Regions from separate parts of the Homo sapiens genome. Here region 1 is linked to region 2. A link is a loop called in an ENCODE intact Hi-C map of the cell type or tissue named here. Cell type or tissue: PC-3. All regions are shown on one strand. Links, peaks and the distances in the headings refer to the core of each region. The heading gives the core; the rest is flanking DNA. Region 1 has its middle 100 kb from the start of MIR584. Region 2 has its middle 26 kb from the start of ABLIM3.

What was found. Hi-C counts contacts between places; a loop is a spot of excess contacts. Peaks named below come from ENCODE experiments on the same cell type or tissue, not always from the same donor. Only the 100,000 strongest peaks of a DNase experiment are listed, where the experiment ranks them.
Region 1: it touches region 2 in a loop (7-fold over the local background); 12 of 110 quality-filtered maps call a loop at or near these places.

The regions. Positions count from the first base shown.
Region 1 is chr5:148,953,397-148,962,612 of GRCh38, forward strand. No RefSeq gene overlaps it. Among named protein-coding and RNA genes, the nearest start is that of MIR584, 100 kb to the right of the region's middle. RefSeq lists an enhancer at 3,021-3,593. In PC-3, for the core only: a CTCF peak has its summit at 4,402 (motif pointing left); DNase peaks (open chromatin) are centred at 3,385, 4,395 and 8,085; H3K27ac peaks cover 1,245 bases.
Region 2 is chr5:149,110,503-149,119,718 of GRCh38, forward strand. It overlaps the pseudogene RN7SKP145. Among named protein-coding and RNA genes, the nearest start is that of ABLIM3, 26 kb to the right of the region's middle. In PC-3, for the core only: CTCF peaks have their summits at 4,377 (motif pointing left) and 4,581; DNase peaks (open chromatin) are centred at 3,349, 4,359 and 8,179; H3K4me3 peaks cover 1,248 bases; H3K27ac peaks cover 1,615 bases.

The sequences.
Region 1 (9,216 bases), core at 582-8,581, 160 kb before region 2:
AAAAATGAGGTTAATTGTTCTTCAGTAAATGGAATCTCAAAACCAAAAAAAATGTCAGAATTCACTTGGGTGGGGAAGGCGGAAGAGATGTAAAATGGTGGCCCAGAAATGTTGGAGTCAAGAGAAGAATTTGCCAATTGGAGGAGAGGAGCATGTTTAAAAGCAAAAGCAAAGAAGCCACCCCACTCATGGCACTCAGTATGATTATAATGACTCCAGCTGATACTTAGTTAGTGGTTACTATTGTGTGAAGTGCTTTTTAAGCTTGATTTTATTTAGTCCTCACAGTCATTATTATTCCCACTTTACACAAGAGGAAGTTACAGTCCATTGAGATGATGTGTCTTGTCCAAGAACACAACTAGAAAGTGGCAGAGCAGGGACTTGAACTCAAATGACTCCAGGAACCATGTTCTCATCCCCGATGGCAGGGGGTTACTGAAACAGGTTCTGTGATCACTACTCCTGCAGGTCCTGAGCTAGCTGCCCAGTCTGCTCCACAGGCTCTGTCACTTGTCCTATGACCAACTGAATAAGATTCCTGATAAGACATTCACAGCACAGGCCTTAGCTCTCTTGCAACAGTCAACTTCCTTTTGAGTCTTCTCCCCTCCTATCTTTTCCTTCTGATGCCTCATGAATGCATCAATAGATTAATGTACCCTGGCCACACTCTTCATTTTGTCACAGGAAGCCAGTACCCCTTCTCCTGCCAAGGAGTGGCAGTGACTCTGGGTGACCTATGCCAAAAGCAACTTGGTGGCTTCTTAATGGAGTTCCACAGTGGGGCTTCAAGGAAAGAGCCATGCCAAGAGAGGGAGTCTGCTTCATCTTTACTATACGGTCGGTAACTCGGAAATGACCAGCCTGTCTTACAGCTCTAGTGGAGGTCAAAGGAGAGAGAGTGAATAATATTCATGTACACACATGAAGTATACATGAAGTGTACCTGTCAACAAAATTCATATGTACAACGAAGAATTACACTAAAAACAATGCTTTTCTCCAGCACTTATAACTACCTCTTCTCCCTTCTTCTCTTCCATGGGTCCTTTCTTCCATTATTACTGATCTCCTGTTTCTGTCATTTTTATTTTGTCTCCCAAGTCCCTCTGAATTCCATCTCCTTCCTCTCCACCAATGCAAATTATAGGGCATCTTTAGGCCCTAAATCCAGTTGCTTGTTCTCTCTGATCCAACAGGTTGGGTCAGTGATTTGGCATGACTTGGAGTAGCCACCAGAGAAAAGAGACCTCTCACCTTAGTGCTTACTTACCTTGCCTTGGTCAAAACTGAGTCCTCATTACCTCTCTCTCTCTCCCAGAGATCTCCAACCATCCTGGGACAGGTAAAAGCTAAATGGGTCAGCATCTCCACAGTTAGTCTTCTCTGTTCACAAGCCTCTCACCAGGCATCCACGTCAGGGTGGCCATAGCTCTAAGGACCATTGCCCTCAGTTGGGTCTGCCCTGGGCCAGCCTGCAACTGCCCTACAAATGGGAAAATTATAGATGAGCCAGGAGACTGGAGCAGCAGGTCAAGGAGATAAGGGCTCTGAATGAAATATTCCTTGCCGAGGGCCAAGACTTTTCCATGATTCAAGATATCTCCACCCGAGCTCTTTTGCAACCCAGAATGAGGGGGATCAGAGTGTTCCCAACCCCACAGATTGTTGTCCTTGGCAGGAGCCATGGGATTGAAGCCTCCTCAGCAATGGCAAATTCAAGGGCATTAGACATTTAGCTGCATTTGGGGGACAACGGGCCAGGGCTCACCTGTCCCAGATGGGCAGTGATTATAAACCTGACGATAAATAAATGCTTTATCCTGAAGGAGCTTAACTCTGAGCTTTGAAATTTAATTCTTTATGCCTCTGCCACAGATCTTCTCCTCTCCCCTCTCTGGAAATGAAGGCTGTAGATTTTCTACAATATCAGGGAACCTGCCCCGATAGTCACATAGGTTCTTTTCTATTTTCCCTAAGCATCAGCTGGGTTGAGAAATAAAGGGACAGAGTACAAAAGAGAGAAATTTTAAAGCTGGGCATCCAGGGGAGACAGCACATGTCGGTAGGTTCCGTGATGCCCCCTGAGCCATAAAACCAGCAAGTTTTTATTAGGGACTTTCAAAAAGGGAGGGAGTGTATGAATAGGGTGCGGGTCATGAAGATCACTTACTTCACAAGGTAACAGAATATCACAAGGCAAATGGAGGCAGGGCGAGATCACAGGACCACAGGACTGGGGTGAAATTAAAATTGCCAACGAAGTTTCTGACACCACTGTCATTGATAACATCTTATCAGGAGACAGGATTTGAGAGCAACCGGTCTGACCAAAATTTATTAGGTGGGAATTTCCTCTTCCTAACAAGCCTGGGAGTGCTATGGGAGACTGGGGTTTATTTCATCCCTACAGTTTTGACCATAGAAGATGGCCACACCCAAGGGGGCCGTTTTAGAGACCCACCCTCAGGGGCGCATTCTCCTTCTCAGGGATGTCCCTTGCTGAGAAAAAGAATTCAGCGATATTTCTCCATTTGCTTTTGAAAGAAGAGAAATATGGCTCTGTTCCACCAGCCTCACCGGCGGTCAGAGTTTAAGGTTATCTCTCTTATTCTCTGAACATTGCTGTTATCCTGTTCTTTTTTCAAGGTGCCCAGATTTCATATTGTTCAAACACACATGCTCTACAATTTGTGCAGTTAACGTAATTATCACAGGGTCCTGAGGAAACATACATCATCCTCAGCTGACAGGATTAAGAGATTAAAGTAAAGACAGGCATAGGAAATCACAAGGGTATTGATTGGGGAAGTGATAAGTGTCCATGATATCTTCACAATTTATGTTTAGAGATTGCAGTAAAGACAGGCATAAGAAATTATAAAAGTATTAATTTGGGGAACTAATAAATGTCCATGAAATCTTCACAATCCATATTCTTCTCCCATGGCTTCAGCCAGTCCCTCCATTCGGGGTCCCTGACCTCCCGCAACATACAAAGCTGGATTCCAGGTGTTTTCAATTCATTATTTAATTAATCAGTCTGCAAAGTATATAGTTAGGTATGCCCATCATTTAGGAAAATTAACACACAAGAACCAAAGAACTATACTTTGGTATAGAAATTCACATTACAAATGGGGCTTCTTTAAAGTGAGAGCCCTAAGTATACTCAGGATATGATTTGAATTGTAAAATATCTTTGCTTAACCACAACTCTTTTGGAATACACATAGAGCACACAATGAAGGCCAGTTCAAAGCCTGAGTGTCACAGATCCTTTCTACAAGACGATCTAGGGAAATGGTTCCCAGACCTCAGCATGCATCAGAGTCACCTAGACAGCTCATTAACATGCAGATTCCTGGGCCCTCCTCCAGAGCTGCCTTATCATTATCTCTGGGGGTGGAGCCCAGTAGTTTCTCTACTTAAGCAACTCTCCAGGTGACTGGATGCAGGCAGTCCAAGAGCCACACCTGTGCTAGGTCTTAAAGCTGCAGTACTCCTATGCCTGGAACAAAGCCACCCCACAGCTCCTGGCCCATTGCTCAGTGTGAGGCCATCCATGTGGAAGCCCCCTTTCACTCAAGAGCTGGACCCCAGGCTCCTTTGACACCAGCTGCAAATGCCACACACCAGCTGCCCCAGATAGCTCAGGTACAAGCCCCTCCTAATCAAAACCTCAGGCTTGAAATGCGTGCACAATTACACAGATGGCAAAGCAGAAGGCCACAGGGGAGACGGGACTCACCCAGCAGCAGTGGGCAAGCCAGAGAGCCATGTGGGGCAGAAGGTCTGCTCTTCTGGTCCCTCTGCCAGCCCTGCACAGCCTCCAGGTTTCTGCTACATGGCTCTTCCTCTCAGGATGAACTTGAGAATGAATTAGGTGTTCCTGTTATTATCTGTCTCCAAACATTGTCTTTCTCCTTCACACCAATCACAGTTGGTAGCTATGTAGTATTTTTTGACATTTGTCTTTCTAACTAGACGATGGACTTATTGAGACAGGAGCCTGTTTTGTACCCCAGAGTGTCTAGCACCTAAACAGTGCCCAGCGCATAGTAGAAAGTCAATAAATATGGACAGACAGAAGTTAAAATGATCTCTTCTACATAATAGAAAATAGAAATATTGAAAAAAAAAAAAAAAGAGAGAGAGGTTTGTCATGGCTAGAAACAAGTCTATGCCATGAAGCCCTGGGAGGCAGAGGGAACTTGCTCTCCCTCAGGCCTCAGTGTCCAGACTGAACTAAACAGTCTCTCCCTAGCCTTCCAACTCATAACAGTCTATAGACTTTAAAGAATGGATTGAATAGAAAATGACTGAACATTAGACTTCCACCTCTCTACAGGGGGTTGGGGTCCTAGAGGCCACCCGGCTTTATGGCTTCCCAGCTCCCTCTAGTGGCCAGGGCCATGTTACACTACAATTTTGTGATGGTCTTTGCTTATCAAATTGAGCTGCAATCAGTTATTTAGCTGAGTTAATAAATGAGTGTTATTAAACTGAGTTTAAGTTAGTTTAGAGGTCTGGCTTGAATATAATTAGTAACTTACATACATGTGGAGAGTATTAAACCCATTGAGTTCGTCGTTTATTAATTCAGCATCTCATGGCCCAGTGCCTAATCTATACCTGGGACAGTGCCAGGTGAAAGGATATAGCAATGAGCATGTCAGGGATCTCCACTGCCCATGGTGCTTATATCCTAGGGAGGGAAGGAGATATTCAGAAATTATGCAAAAGTGAGGTGTACACCAGTGGGGTGAGAGTCAAGAAGGAAATATGCAGAGCATTCATGTAGAATACAAGTGGTGGCCCCTCTTCAGGAAGGCTTCTCTGAAGAAACAACGTTTCAGCTTGGGTTTGAAACATGAGGAATAATTATCAAGGCAAAAGTGGGGAGACGGATTGGAAGGAAGGAAAAGGCAAGGAACTCTAGGCAAGAAAGAGCCCCATGAGCTTGAGGTAGTGACAGCGGGCCAGGGTTGCCTGGGTAATGAGCAGAAGACAAGGCTGAAGAAGTAGGTGGTGTTATTATTCCCATCAGTTTCCCACTAATGTGGAAACTGAGGCCCGGAGATGTGACATGAGCTGGTCATAGTGATGCAGCTTCTGGGTAGTGATAGAGAAAAGGGGGCCTGGGGCAGCCAGAGTGGATACTGCAGGATGGAAAGAGCTGGGCCAGGGAGACAGAGGCATGGGGTGGTTTGTGGGAGGGAGGGGGGCACACAGTTCCCAGTGTTCAGACAGCAGTTCTGGGAGGGATTCAGCGGTCATCTAGGCCTCCTTGTCCATGTGCCAGGGGAGAAAGCAGTGAACAGCAAATCTCCTTCACCCACATCCCCAGTACCCAGGCCTGCAGCAGCTGGGTCTGCATCACTGCTCCCCAGAGACACTCCCACCAGGCTCCCGCAGCCTCATGCAAAGCCCCAGTTCCCGTGAGCACCTCCATCTCTCATCCAAACTGTCCTCTCTCAGCCCATGGGCTCTTCAGTCCCAGGCTCTGTTGCCATCACCCTAGGGAGCAGTCCTCAGGAATGAGCTGTGCATGACGGGACCCTGCCCTCCCTGCCACCACCCCCACCCCGCTGCTGCCACTCTGAACTCCTGCCATGTCTCTCCTTTTGAGGTCTGCCCACTGACTGTTCTCCTCCTTCATACCACATTTCCCCATCTCCTAGCCTGGCTCATCCTCCAGATCTTGGCTTAGACATCCCTTCTTCCAGAAGCCAGCACCACTCTCCCTGGAACTCCTCTTCTGAATCCCCCTGGAGCACTGATCACACTGCATATTGGTTTCCTATTTCCTTGTCCACCTCCCCAGCTAAACTTGAGCACCCCCAGGTCAAGGACTACGTCTATCCCATTTTCTCCTATGTCCCAAGCAGCTAACACGGTGCCTGGCACTTAGAAAGTGCCCAGAACTATTTCTTAAATAAATGAATGAATTAAAATAAATGACTCTAAGCTGAGCCACCTGCTTTTTACCACCAGGCATTGTGTTTCTCATCTCCATCTGCCCATCAACCTCTGCCTTCATTATGTCTAACAAGGGGTTCCCTACTGCTGTAAAATAAAGAAAGCAGTCTGCCTCAGCCCAGACAGTGACTGGTCAGTCCTACTCATGGCAACTGCTGGTGTCCCCTAACTTCCCAGGAGAAAGTGCAGTCAGAAGCAATAAGGAGTTGTCTACATTTCAGGCTTGTTAGACATTCTCTCCCCCCAAAACGTGTTTTCCTGGTGACTAGGAATGCATTTCAAAGTTAGATTTTTTTTTTTTTTTACCAATTTATACAGCATTCTGAGGCTTGGCTTCCTCTGAGTGAGGCTCCAAATCATTAGAGACCCCGTGGCTAAAAACCCCATAGGAGACATCTTGTGCAGGGTAACCCCAATATGAACAAGCTTATTCTTCAGCTTGCATGCAAATGAGATCCTGGTGGTTCTGTTCAATCAATGGCATCTAGGTATTGAAGACATACTATGTGCCAGTCTGCATCAAATGATTCTGATCTGTGGAGAAGAGTCAGCTTTATCCCTGCCTTTCACAGAAGTGGCCTTCTAGCAGGAATTGTAGAATTAAGCAACTTATTACAATTATTCAATGACATGCAATGAGATGCAAGCTGAGGAGGATCCCTGAGCACCCTGAAGCTCCCTAGAGTGATGGCAACAGAGCCTGGGACTGAAGTACCTATGGGCTGAGAGAGGACAGTTTGGATGAGAGGTGGAGGTGCTAGGTGCCAAGATAGCTCAGCCTGAGTGTCCTGGCCTGAGTCAAAGTGGCTGCCCTAAAGCTGTGACCTTTGGCCTGAGAGCTAAAGGATGTGTAGGTGTTCACCAGGCTAAGGAAGGGAGAGAGTGTGTGCAGATGCAATGTGTGTGTGCACAGGTATATGTGTGTGCATGTATGTGTGTGCATATGCATGTGAGCATGTGTATGCTACAAGTGTATTGTGTGTGACGCATGTGTCCATGCATGTGTGTGCATGTGTAAGAGCATCTGTATGCCACAAGTATGTTGTTTGTGCATGTGTATGTTACAAGTGCATGTGTGTGTGGGTTGCAGATGCATGTATGAAAACATAGATGCCACGAGTATATTGTCCATATGTGTATGTCCATGTGAGAGCATATGCAGGTGCATGTATGTGAGCATGTGTGTACAAGTATATTGTGTGTACATGTGTGTGCACGTGTGTATGAGTGTACATATGCCACAAGTACATGTGCGTGCAGGTTTCAGGAGCATGTATGTGTGTATGTGTTTGTGTGTCCCAAGTGCCTGCGTACCACTTATAGACACTCTTCAGCCTTTACATCTCCTTCCTATCACAAGGCAGTCATTGCGAAGTGGATTTCAAGCCTTCTCCATATGGTGCAGTGTTTCCAAGCCTCTTTTGGATCATGGATCATTTCAATTAACAACATAACAACAACAGCTATTCCATATTAACTGCATGGCAGTCATTGTGCCAGACATTTAATGTGTGTTCTCTCATTTTCTTCTCCAGCAAACCCAAGAGGCAGGCCTATGGTTATTGTTCCATTCTACAGAAGAAGAAACACAGGCTCAGGGAGAGGAAGGCTCTTTCCCATGGTGGCCCTGAGCACAGGTCTGTATGATCCAAAGTATATGCTCTAATCCACTAAACTCTTTCCTGCCACCAGAGCAAGTGACACACCAGATTGACCTTATAGCAGGTCCCCCTCCCACTGTTAACTACAACATTCTCCTAGCAGTGAATGAAAAGTATTCAATGAAGTTCTGTTCCAGCTCAACCACTGATTCACTGTGTGACACTGGAAAAGTCCCCCATTCTTTGTTGCCCTGGAGCTTGCTGAGCTCTATCACTCTACATGAAGCGCTTAACACCACCATCCACAGATGGCAGGCAGGTTAAATAATCTCATGAAATCCCTGTTTCCTCATCGCTAAAATGGAGCTAACAATGGTGCACTCCTGATAGTACTGTGGAGGGATTGACCAAGCTCATGTGTGAAGAATGCTCAGCCCTGTGACTGCCTCACAATGTATGCCCAATAAACTGCAGCTGTCGCTGATGCTGAGAACACAGGAGAGCCAGAGAGCTGAGAGCACCAGCTTGGGAATCAAGTGGACCTGGATTCAAATGATTAAAATGCTCACTTTGCCTTCTAATGGCCGCGTGACCTTGGCAAAAGTTATTTAGCTGTCAACTTTTCCTTGCTTGTAAAATAGGAATTAAAATAGCACCTACTTCATAGGTGTGTTTGAGGAATACATGAGATAATACACATAGCATTGCCCTATGAATGTTAGTTAACATCATTACTATTTGCACACATTGAGTAATATTATAAATAAGGATTATGTGGGGTCTAATTTTGTTCCAGTTCAAGGTTTTAGAAAAAAATAAATAGAGGTATCTGGTTTGGTCAGATTTACTAGACATTGTACTGTTTGTAAAAAATTTAAAAGAAAAAAAAAAACCGGACCTGTCTCATGGGTCAATAGAAAGTCAATTTCCTTTTGGCTGAGGCCAGCGATTCTGTGCAGTTTATTCTGGTGCTGGCTGGCGGTTTGGTTAGGTTCAAGGCCATGACCATGAGTAAGTGATTCACTCTTGCCAAAAACTGCAATCATGGTCATATTCTAAATATTTATACTAAAAGAAACCAAACCTGCTCCACCTTTAGGGGTCACAGGCACCACTCCCTCACATACTGGAGTTCATTCATTCATCCAACTCAGGCTTATTAACCATTCACCTCATGCCAGACACCAGGCACTGGTCATGCTGGTGGCTAATGGGACAGAAACCTGCTAGCAGCTTTGGCCAATTTTGGAGAAACAACCGAATCAGGGCCCTCAATGATGGTAGCTGCACCTGGGCTGTGCAGGCTCCTACAGAGAATGCAGGCCATCTGTTTGGTGCATATCACAATGTGGTCTGTTCCAGCTGGGAAAGGCACTTGGGGATCATCTCAGGCAACACACACCCTTTACAGCCACTGAGATCTCACAGCTGAGCTAAGATCCTGCTATTCTGACTCCTAGATCAGCACCTCTCCCTCCCTCCTAGATGCCCCAAGATTTCCTCCACTTCATACAGAGCAGGCGGTCTCCAGACATTTTAGCTCACAAACGACTTCAAACATAGTGGTAATGAGAATTGAAAAAGTAATACCACTCGTAACAGTATCTTTCACTTACTGGGTGATTTCTGG
Region 2 (9,216 bases), core at 397-8,396:
GCCATAAACGTAAGGGTTAGAGAGGGACCATTAAATAAGATTCCTTTGTGGTTAGGTGATTTCAGCATAAAATCTAAACAGAGGTGACACAAAGTTGAAGAACCAGGAAGCAAGGCTGGCTTCGGTCAGATAGAAGCTTGCATAACCATTAAAACTTGATTCCATGACTTAGGACAAATTCACTGTGAATCACTAAGAAAAAGTATAATTGCTAAAGGATGGAAAGTGGGGTTGAAAGATGTCAGGGGGCTGGAAAAAAAAATAATTATAAACAATAGAGATCTTTATACCCACTCTGGTAGGCTTCAAACTTGGCTAAAACTAACTTTCCTACTATAGAGTTGACATAGAAGTAAAGAATTTTCAAACCAGAATGTCCTTAAAAAGTACAATAGCCAGTCTAGAAAGTGCAGTGCTTTTAAAGCCATTTCTAGATCTAAAAACACATTGTTTTTTCATTCAGAATAATTATTTAAAAATAATAAAACTTGGAGCTCAATAACCATAAGGATCACCTACTGAGTGATTACTTCGAACCAGGCACTAATCTGAGTGCTTTCTATGTATTATCTCACTTAATCCTCATAACATTCCTGTGAGGCAGGCATTACCACTGTCCCCTTTTTACAGGTGTAGAAACAGGCATAAAGAGATGAAGTACTTGCCAGGGTCACACAGCTGGTCTGTCATGGAGCAGGACACAGGAAGAACTGCCCTGTTTAAAGCAGAGGAGAGGGCAGGGGTCTGCAGTCCTGCCACTGATCCTTCCCACAGCACAGGTGACCCTGCTTGAAAACCACTGATAAGAAAAACAGAAAAGAAATAGAATTGCTTAAGGTCAAGCCAGGATAAAGTGTGACAAACATAAATATTTTAATGCATATTTAGCTTTAAGAAAAAAAAGGGTTGGCAGGGACAGTGGCTCATGCTTGTAATCCCAGCACTTTGGGAGGCTGAGGCAGGGAGGGTTGCTTGACCCCAGAAGTTTGAGATTAGCCTAGGCAACATAGGGAGACCCCATTTCTACAAAAAATCAAAAACTTAGCTGGGCATGATAATGTTCACCTGTAGCCCCAGGTGCTTGGGAGGCTGAGGCGGGAGAATCACTTGAGCCAGGAAGTGAAGGCTGCAGTGAGCCATGATCATGCCACTGCAAGATTCTGAGAATAAAAAAGAGAGAAAGAACAAGAGAGAGAGAGAGAGGAGGAGGAGGAGGAGGAAGAGAAGAGAAGAGAAGAGAAGAGAAGAGAAGAGAAGAGAAGAGAAGAGAAGAGAAGAGGAGAGAAGAGGAGAGAGAGAAAGACAGAAGAAAGAGAAAGAAAGAAAAGAGAGAAAGAAAGGAGAGACAGAAAGGAGAGAGAAAAGAGAAAGAAAGAGAGAGAGAGAAAGAGAGAGAAAAAGAAAGGAAGGAAGGAAAGAGAGAGAGACAGAAAGAAAGAGAAAAAGAGAGAGAGAGAAAGAGAAAGAAAGAGAAAGAAAGAAAGAAAGAAAGAAAGAAAGAAAGAAAGAAAGAAAGAAAGAAAGAAAGAAAGAAAGAAAGAAAGAAAGAAAGAAAGAAACAGAACAGACAGACCCGGGAGCCAGAAACAAAAGCAGAAATCGGTGATCAGAGCCCGATCAGGAGGTGAAAATAGATGCCATGGAGATCCTGGAGTTTCTCAGCCTACACTGGTCCACAGAGCTGGGGGCTAGCCTTCTGTTGCCCCCACCTGTTAACAATGACCTTGAGCCCATGTGAAGCCAGGGAGTGGGAAATTTGCTCCCTACAGAAAGCCTGCAGGCTGGAAGGGTTGATGTTCCATCAAAAAGGAATTGGAAAACTTCCTTTGACAGGAGAAGACCCTGAAGAAGCTTTGCATCTGTTAGAGGCCTTACAAGGAAAAGTCAAACACCCAGGCCTGCACCTTGAGAAAGTACCATGCATTGTGCAGGAACCCCATTCAGAGGAGTTAGTGACAAAAACTGGTTTCTGGATGTTGATTCTCTAAGAATACAACAGAAACAATGGCAAAAACAACTCCTTAAGGATATTTTCATAGTGCGGGGTTCACATGAAGCCCATTTTCTTAAAACGCTGAAGAATACAGTCATGCACTGCATAATGACATTTTGGTCAATGACAGGCCACATATATGACAGTGATCCCATAAGATTACAAATGGAGCTGAAAAATTCCTATCACCTAGTGACATCTTGATGATCCTGACCCTGTGTAGGCCTAGGCTAATGTGTGTGTTTGTATCTTCATTTTTTAACAAAAAAGTTTCAAAAGTTAAAAAAAAGTAAATAATTTTAAAAATAGAAAAAAAGTCTTACAGAATAAGTGTATTAGTCCATTTCCACACTGCTATAAAGAACTACCTGAGACTGGATGATTTATGAAGAAAAGAAGTTTAATTGACTCACAGTTCCACACGCTTAACACGAAGCATGACTGGGAGTCCTCAGGAAACTTACAATCATGGCAGAAGGCAAAGTGTAAGAAAGCACCTTCTTCACAAGGTGACAGGAGAGAGAAAGAGCAACAGGGAGAAGTGCCACAGACTTTTAAACCATCAGATCTTGTGAGAACTCACTCACTATCATGAGAACAGTAAGAGGAAATCCACCCCCATGATCTAATCACCTCCCAGCAGATGCCTCCCCCAACACTGAGGATTACAATTGAACACAAGATTTGGGAGGGGACACGGAGCCAAACCATATCCATAAGGATATAAATAAAAAAAAAGTTTTGTACTGCTTACAATGTGTTTGTGCATTCAGCTAGGTGTTATTACAAAAGAATCAAGAAGTTTTAAAAAATTAAAGATTATAAAGTTAAGAAGCTATAGTAAGCTAAAGTTAATTAATTATTGAAGGAAGAATTTTTTTTATATAAATTTAGTGTAGCCTAACTGTACAGTGTTGATCTCAGCTCACTGCAACCTCCGCCTTCTGGGTTCAAGCAATTCTCCTGCCTCAGCCTCCCGAGTAGCTGAAATTGCAGGCGTCCACCACCATGCCCGGCTAATTTTTTCTGCAGTAGTATACAGTAATGTTCTAAGCCTTCATATTCACTAACTCACCCAGAGCAACTTCCATTCCTGCAATATCTATTCATGGTAAATGCTCTATACAAATGTACCATTTTTTATCTTTTATACTGTATTTTTGCTGTACCTTTTCTATGTTTAGACAAATAAATACCATTGTGTTACAATTGCCTACAGTATTCAGGAAAGTAACATGTTGTATAGGATTGTAGCTTAGGAGCATTAGGCAATATTATACTCTAGGTATGCAGTAGGCTATACCACCTAGGTTTGCGAAAGTACACTCTATGATGTTCACACAACAAGAAAATCATCTAATGACTCGTTTCTCAAGAATGAATCCAGAGTTAAGCAATGCATGACTATAGTTCAAAGTAGTTCATAGTTAAAACAGATACAAATCAAATAAGGAAATTGAACACCAAGAGAAAAAAAACAACAGATGCAACTGATCAGTGAACCAGCACTGCAAGAATGAGAAATTAAAAAACTATGAATGAAAGAGATAGAATAAGCATGTTAAAAGGTAGACTTCATAGTAAGTGTTCTTATCACAACTTTTTTTAAAAAGGGAGAAAAAACACAGACTAAACTGCAAAGAAATGACTATTAAACTGACAGCAAAATTCTAATAAAATTAGAAACAAAAAGAAAATGGAATTATACAGACAGCACAAGTAAATGGTATTGGGCAACAATTTGTATAAACTTTTAAATGTACAAAGCCATACTGTTAAATATTTATGAACATGTACAGATTTAATAAGAGCATCAGAATATGGACAGGAGAAAGACCACTTACATCAGAAGAGAGAATGCCTCTAGGGTGGAAGGAAGGGGAATGTGATTAAGGAGGGCTATAAAGGAGACCTCAACTGTATCTGAAACCTGCTATTTCCTTTAAATAAGTACACACACTCACACGCACATACACAGAGACACACAAACACATTTGGATACAAAATATTCTTAAATGTCAATATGAAAAAGCAAGTCCTGTCACCTTCACAGATGTAAGATTCCCATAGCCACCTTGGCCAAGCTCAGTAACATATCTACTTCATTAGAATGTCTGCTCAATGCTTCTAAGACTTGTTTTCAACTGCTATTGCTGTAGAATTAGTTACTGAGGCTGGAATCTCCTTACTTTCATGACAAGCAGGCTGGTTTCCCATGTGTGGATCAGAAGTCAGCTTCCTGATGCGATTTCACTCTCAATATACTGCCTGTCTGGCCAGTAGAAGCTTCTAGGGGTAAATATCAGCACAGGGAGAGAACAGCAAAGGCTGAATTTCTTCTCAGAACCCTGACACCAAAGGAACATAGATGAAGAGTGACACCCAGTGGCCAGACAGAAGGCAGAGTGCAGAGACTTCAGCTCCTTGGCTGCTTGCTTGTGTGGAGCTGGGTCATTCCTCTGAGCTCAAAATCCAGCCTTCGGTTGCTGTGATTCAAGGAGCTCCGATATCTGGATAGTGCTTTGGGGGATATGCAAGGAGCCAGTTCCCCTCTTCTCCTTGTGCCACCCGTCCCTGTTTTCTGGCTCATTTCCCCCTTCTGTACCAATTGTGCAATCTCTGGTGCATTGGGTCCCACAGCTGACCAGGCACAGGAGAATGTTGTAGTCCACCTCACACAGCACAGAGGACGCTGTTCTTCAGTGTGAGAGGACCCCTTAAAACTAAGCAAGTGAAATGTGATGAATGAATTAATTCAGTAGTGCTGACTTACTGTCATTTGAGGTAAATTAGCGTGAGGTCCAGAAGTCCAAATATAAGTTATGAAAATGACAGCTGTCTCCAATATCCTGTTAAAACTGCCTCTCAAGATCACCACCCACAACAATGCAATGGCACAAACAACAATAAGAACAAGTGCCTGTGAATCATACACACACACACTGTGCCAGGCACCATTCTGAGGGCTTTGTGTGTATTATTAACTCATTTAAACTCATGACAAGTGCTAACATTCTACGCATTTTACAGATGAGAAAACTGAGGCATGGAGAGATAAATGTATGTGTCCAAAGTCACAGAGCTGGTAAGCCAGTGGAAGCACCAGCTGCACTCACATGGTCACGAATGCTTTTTGGGCAGCCTTACTCCAGAACTCTGTAAGCCATTTAGCTACTGTGCTTCTGGATGACCTCCTAATGGCTGGCCCTGAAGGTCTTTCCTCAGTTGGCCCTGCTGTGCCTCTCTGAGGACAGCAGCAGTGTCAGCCCCCATCTCCCCCGTGGCTTATTTCTTCCTCTCTGTGGCTCCTCTGTCTCCTCTCTGCATTCTCTCTTCCTTCACTCTGTAAATGGAGGCATCCTCCATGGTTCTTCCTCCTTCCTGTTTTCCATTATCTTTGTTCTCTCTCTCTTGCACTGGAACCTCTCACCAGAACTCATCGGATTTAATGTCAGGATTTAAAATCACCAGGGCATTTAACCAAAGCTCACTGGATTTGATGTCAGGATTCTGAGGTTCCAGAGGGAAGGCCTTGGGTTCAGCCTCTTCACCCCTGGGGTCCTCATTTCCCCCTGCGGTAACATGATGGGGTGGTTCAGAGCAATGTTCTCACCTTGGCTGCCCACCAGCCCCACCTCGGGAGCTTTTATCATTATTGCTGTCCTGGCCTCACAGGCCATTTAGATGACAGCCTCTGATTGTGGAATTTCTATTTCTTCCTTTAATTTTCTCAATTGCTTCTTTGTATATTTTGAGAGCTTGTTTGGAGGTCCTATCAGCACAGCTACTGGTATACCCTTGACCCAAGACTGGTCCTTCTCTATTGGGGATGGTCATCCTCTACTACCAAGCACACAGCTCCGGGAGGGATGCATGTGGAGTGGTGAGGGAGGAAGAGGACACCCACCTAGCCAGCCAGATCAGCCAAATCAACCCTGAAGATCAATGGGGTGACGGATGTTGCAGCCAGCTTGCCCTCACATCTTCTTGTATATTTTGAACGTCTATTATTCAGCACACGCCTTCATGATTATATGTCTTTTGGGGTATTAATATAGCCACTTTAAACTTCTTGTGCTCTGCAGTTTACATGATATATCTTTTTCAATCCATTTGCTTTTAACCTCTCTTTATACTTAAATTATAACTTCTGAATAGTATATAATTGAATCTTACTTTTTAAAAATAAATTCTGATAGACTGTCCATTTTAATTAGAGTGCTGTTTCACACTCTTCTGGCCTCCATGATTTCTGATGAGAAGTCAGAGATCTTTGGAATTGATATTCTATTTAATGTAATGTGTCTTTTTCTCTGGCTTTTTCAATATTTTCTCTTTACCTTTAGATTTCAACACTTTGACTATGATGTGACAAGGTGCACTCTTCTTCTCATTTATCCTAAGTTATGGTTTATTGAGATTCTTAAGAATTTGTACCTTTCAAAAAAATATCTCCTGGGCACGGTGGCTCACGCCTGTAATCCCAGCATTTTGAGAGACTGAGGCGGGCGGATCACCTGAGGTCAGGAGTTCAAGACCGGCCTGGCCAACATGGTGAAACTCCATCTCTACTAAAAATACAAAAATTCGCTGGGTGTAGAGGCAGGCACCTGTAATCCCAGCTACTTTGGGAGGCTGAGGCTAGAGAATCGCTTGAACCCGGGAGTCACAGGTTGCAGTGAGCCGAAATCATGCCATTGTACTCCAGCCTGGGAAACAAGAGTGAAACTCCGTCTCAAAAAAAAAAAAAAAAAAAACTACTCAATTCTATCTCTCCTCTTACCTTGGGGTTCCAGTTACACAATGTTAGATCTTTCATTATTTTCTCACATATCCCTGAGGCTGTATTCATTGTTTAAAAATTTTTCTTTTCCTCTTCAGATTGGATAATTTCTATTGATCCATCTTCAAGTTCACTGAATCTTTCTTCTATTATTTCTATTCTGCTCATAAATGACCTGGCAAATTTTGATTTTAGAGATTGTATTTTACATTCTAAAGCCTCCACTTCGTTTATTTTTATAGTTTTTTGGTTTATGTTTGTCTACTATTATTTTGAATATATTTTTATTTGTTGAAAGTATATTTTTCTTCACTTCAACCAGAATAATTACAATAGCTGTTTTTCAAATTCCTATCTGTTAGTTGTAGCTTATGGATTATATCAGGATTGGTCTCAGTTGATTTCCTCTTCTCTTAAGATTTTCCTGACCTTCATATGTCAAATAATTTTGGATTGTTTTCTGGATATTATGGATATTATGTTGTAAAGACTGATGATTCTGTTATATTCATCTGAAAAGGTGTTTGTGTTTTTCTTTTGCTATAATATTACAGTTTGTTTAGACTCACACTGTAAGCTCTGCCTCAGGAGTATTAATTCAAATTTAAGCTCAGGGTTTTTCCCCATGGGTAAGGCACTAGGAGCATCCCTCCATATGAATTTGGGGGAGAGGGGTCAACCAGAGACAGGAAGAGTTTATACACAGAATTTAGAGCTGTCCTTCTCTGGTTCTCTGCTTTCTATAGTTTACTCCTCACTTTCTAATGACTGATTGCTCCAAACTCTCTCCTCTGATATTTTAGATCATAATCACTGCAGCTGTTCTGTCAGAATTTTAGTCACCCTGTGTGAGGCAATGAGTTTGATAGCCGGCTGTCCATCAAAATTCAAAAAGAAAATGAAACACACCTCTCACTTGCCCTTCTTTCAAGTTTCAACTCCCCTCTGCAATCTGTCTGCTTTTGTTATTGCTCTAATGCCTACAGATCATAGTTTTGTTTTAGTTTGGTTTTGGTTTAACCAATATGAACTTACTTGGGCATTAACAAAACCAGAAATCCTCACCTTGTCACCTCTTGAGATTTTTATTTTTTCTCCCTAAAATGAAGGATTGCTCTAAAAGAGCAATTCTCAACCCTGGCTTTATAGTTAAATGAAGGTACTAACCTTTTAGGAATGCTGCCTATACCCCATCCCTAAAATTCTGATTTAAGTTTCCAGAATGGGGTTTGGGCAAGAGTTTGAGTTTTTTGCTTGTTTGTTTTTGTTTTTTTCTTATGATTCTAATATGCTATCTGAGTTCATCCCCACTCTTGAAGATAGGCACTTTTTAAACTTTATTGGGCACACAAATCACCTGGGGATCTTGTTACACACTGATTCTGACTCATAGCCCTGAGGGAGGCCTCAAGCTGTCCATTTCTAACTAGGTCCCAGGCAATAATAATGTCACTTGCCTGAGGACACATTCTGAGTGGCAAGATGCTACTGAACTCTTATATCCTAGAACAATGGTTGAAAATAGGTAAACAGTAAACCATACCTTTCCAAAACCATGACTTTTTTCCCACACAGTGATTTTCTGAATATCTGTAGCCCTGAACCTTCATTCCCATGTGAAAATAGCAGATGACACCAAGTGTTTGCTACACTTCACACAGGATGATACTCTCTATGTTTCCAAGTCCCCACCCTGTTTATAGCACTTATTTGCATATGCCCCCTGCAGGCTTTGAGTTTAGGATTCTAGCATAGGATTCCGTGAGCAGAGAAGGTAAACATCATGAGAGAACATATACTACAGGGTTGTTCTGAGAATGAAGTGAGATATTATAGGTAAGGCAGCACTGTTTGCAGCCCATATAAAATGTTGAATAAATATTAGTTATTTGTAGTCAACATCTATTGGATTTTTTTCCCTTTTTCAGTATTCCTTTTCTTATAAAAACAATACCCCGATTTCCCTATAGAAGCCAATCCTTAACCATTCTCAGTATATGTGGTTCATGTGGGGCTAACACCATCTCTAGCTCCAAAAGTAGGCATTGACCTAGGTATGTATATAAACCTAGGTATGTGTATTCAAGAGAAATAAAAGCATTCTGTCCACATAAAAACCTGTACATAAATGTTCATAGCAGCATTATTCATAATAGCCCAAAACTGATAAGCCCAAATGTTCATCAATCAACAAATGGATAAACAAAATGTGACACAGCATGGGAATGGAATATTATTCACCAATAAAAATAAATAAAGTACTGATACATGCTGCAATATGGATGAACCTGGAAAACATTATGCAAAATAAGAGAAGCCAGACATAAATAACACATATTGTGTAATTCCACTTATATGAAACATCCAACATAGTCAAATCCATAGAGACAGAAAGTAGATTAGTGCTGCCTAGGGCTGGAGAGGATGGGGGATTTGGGGA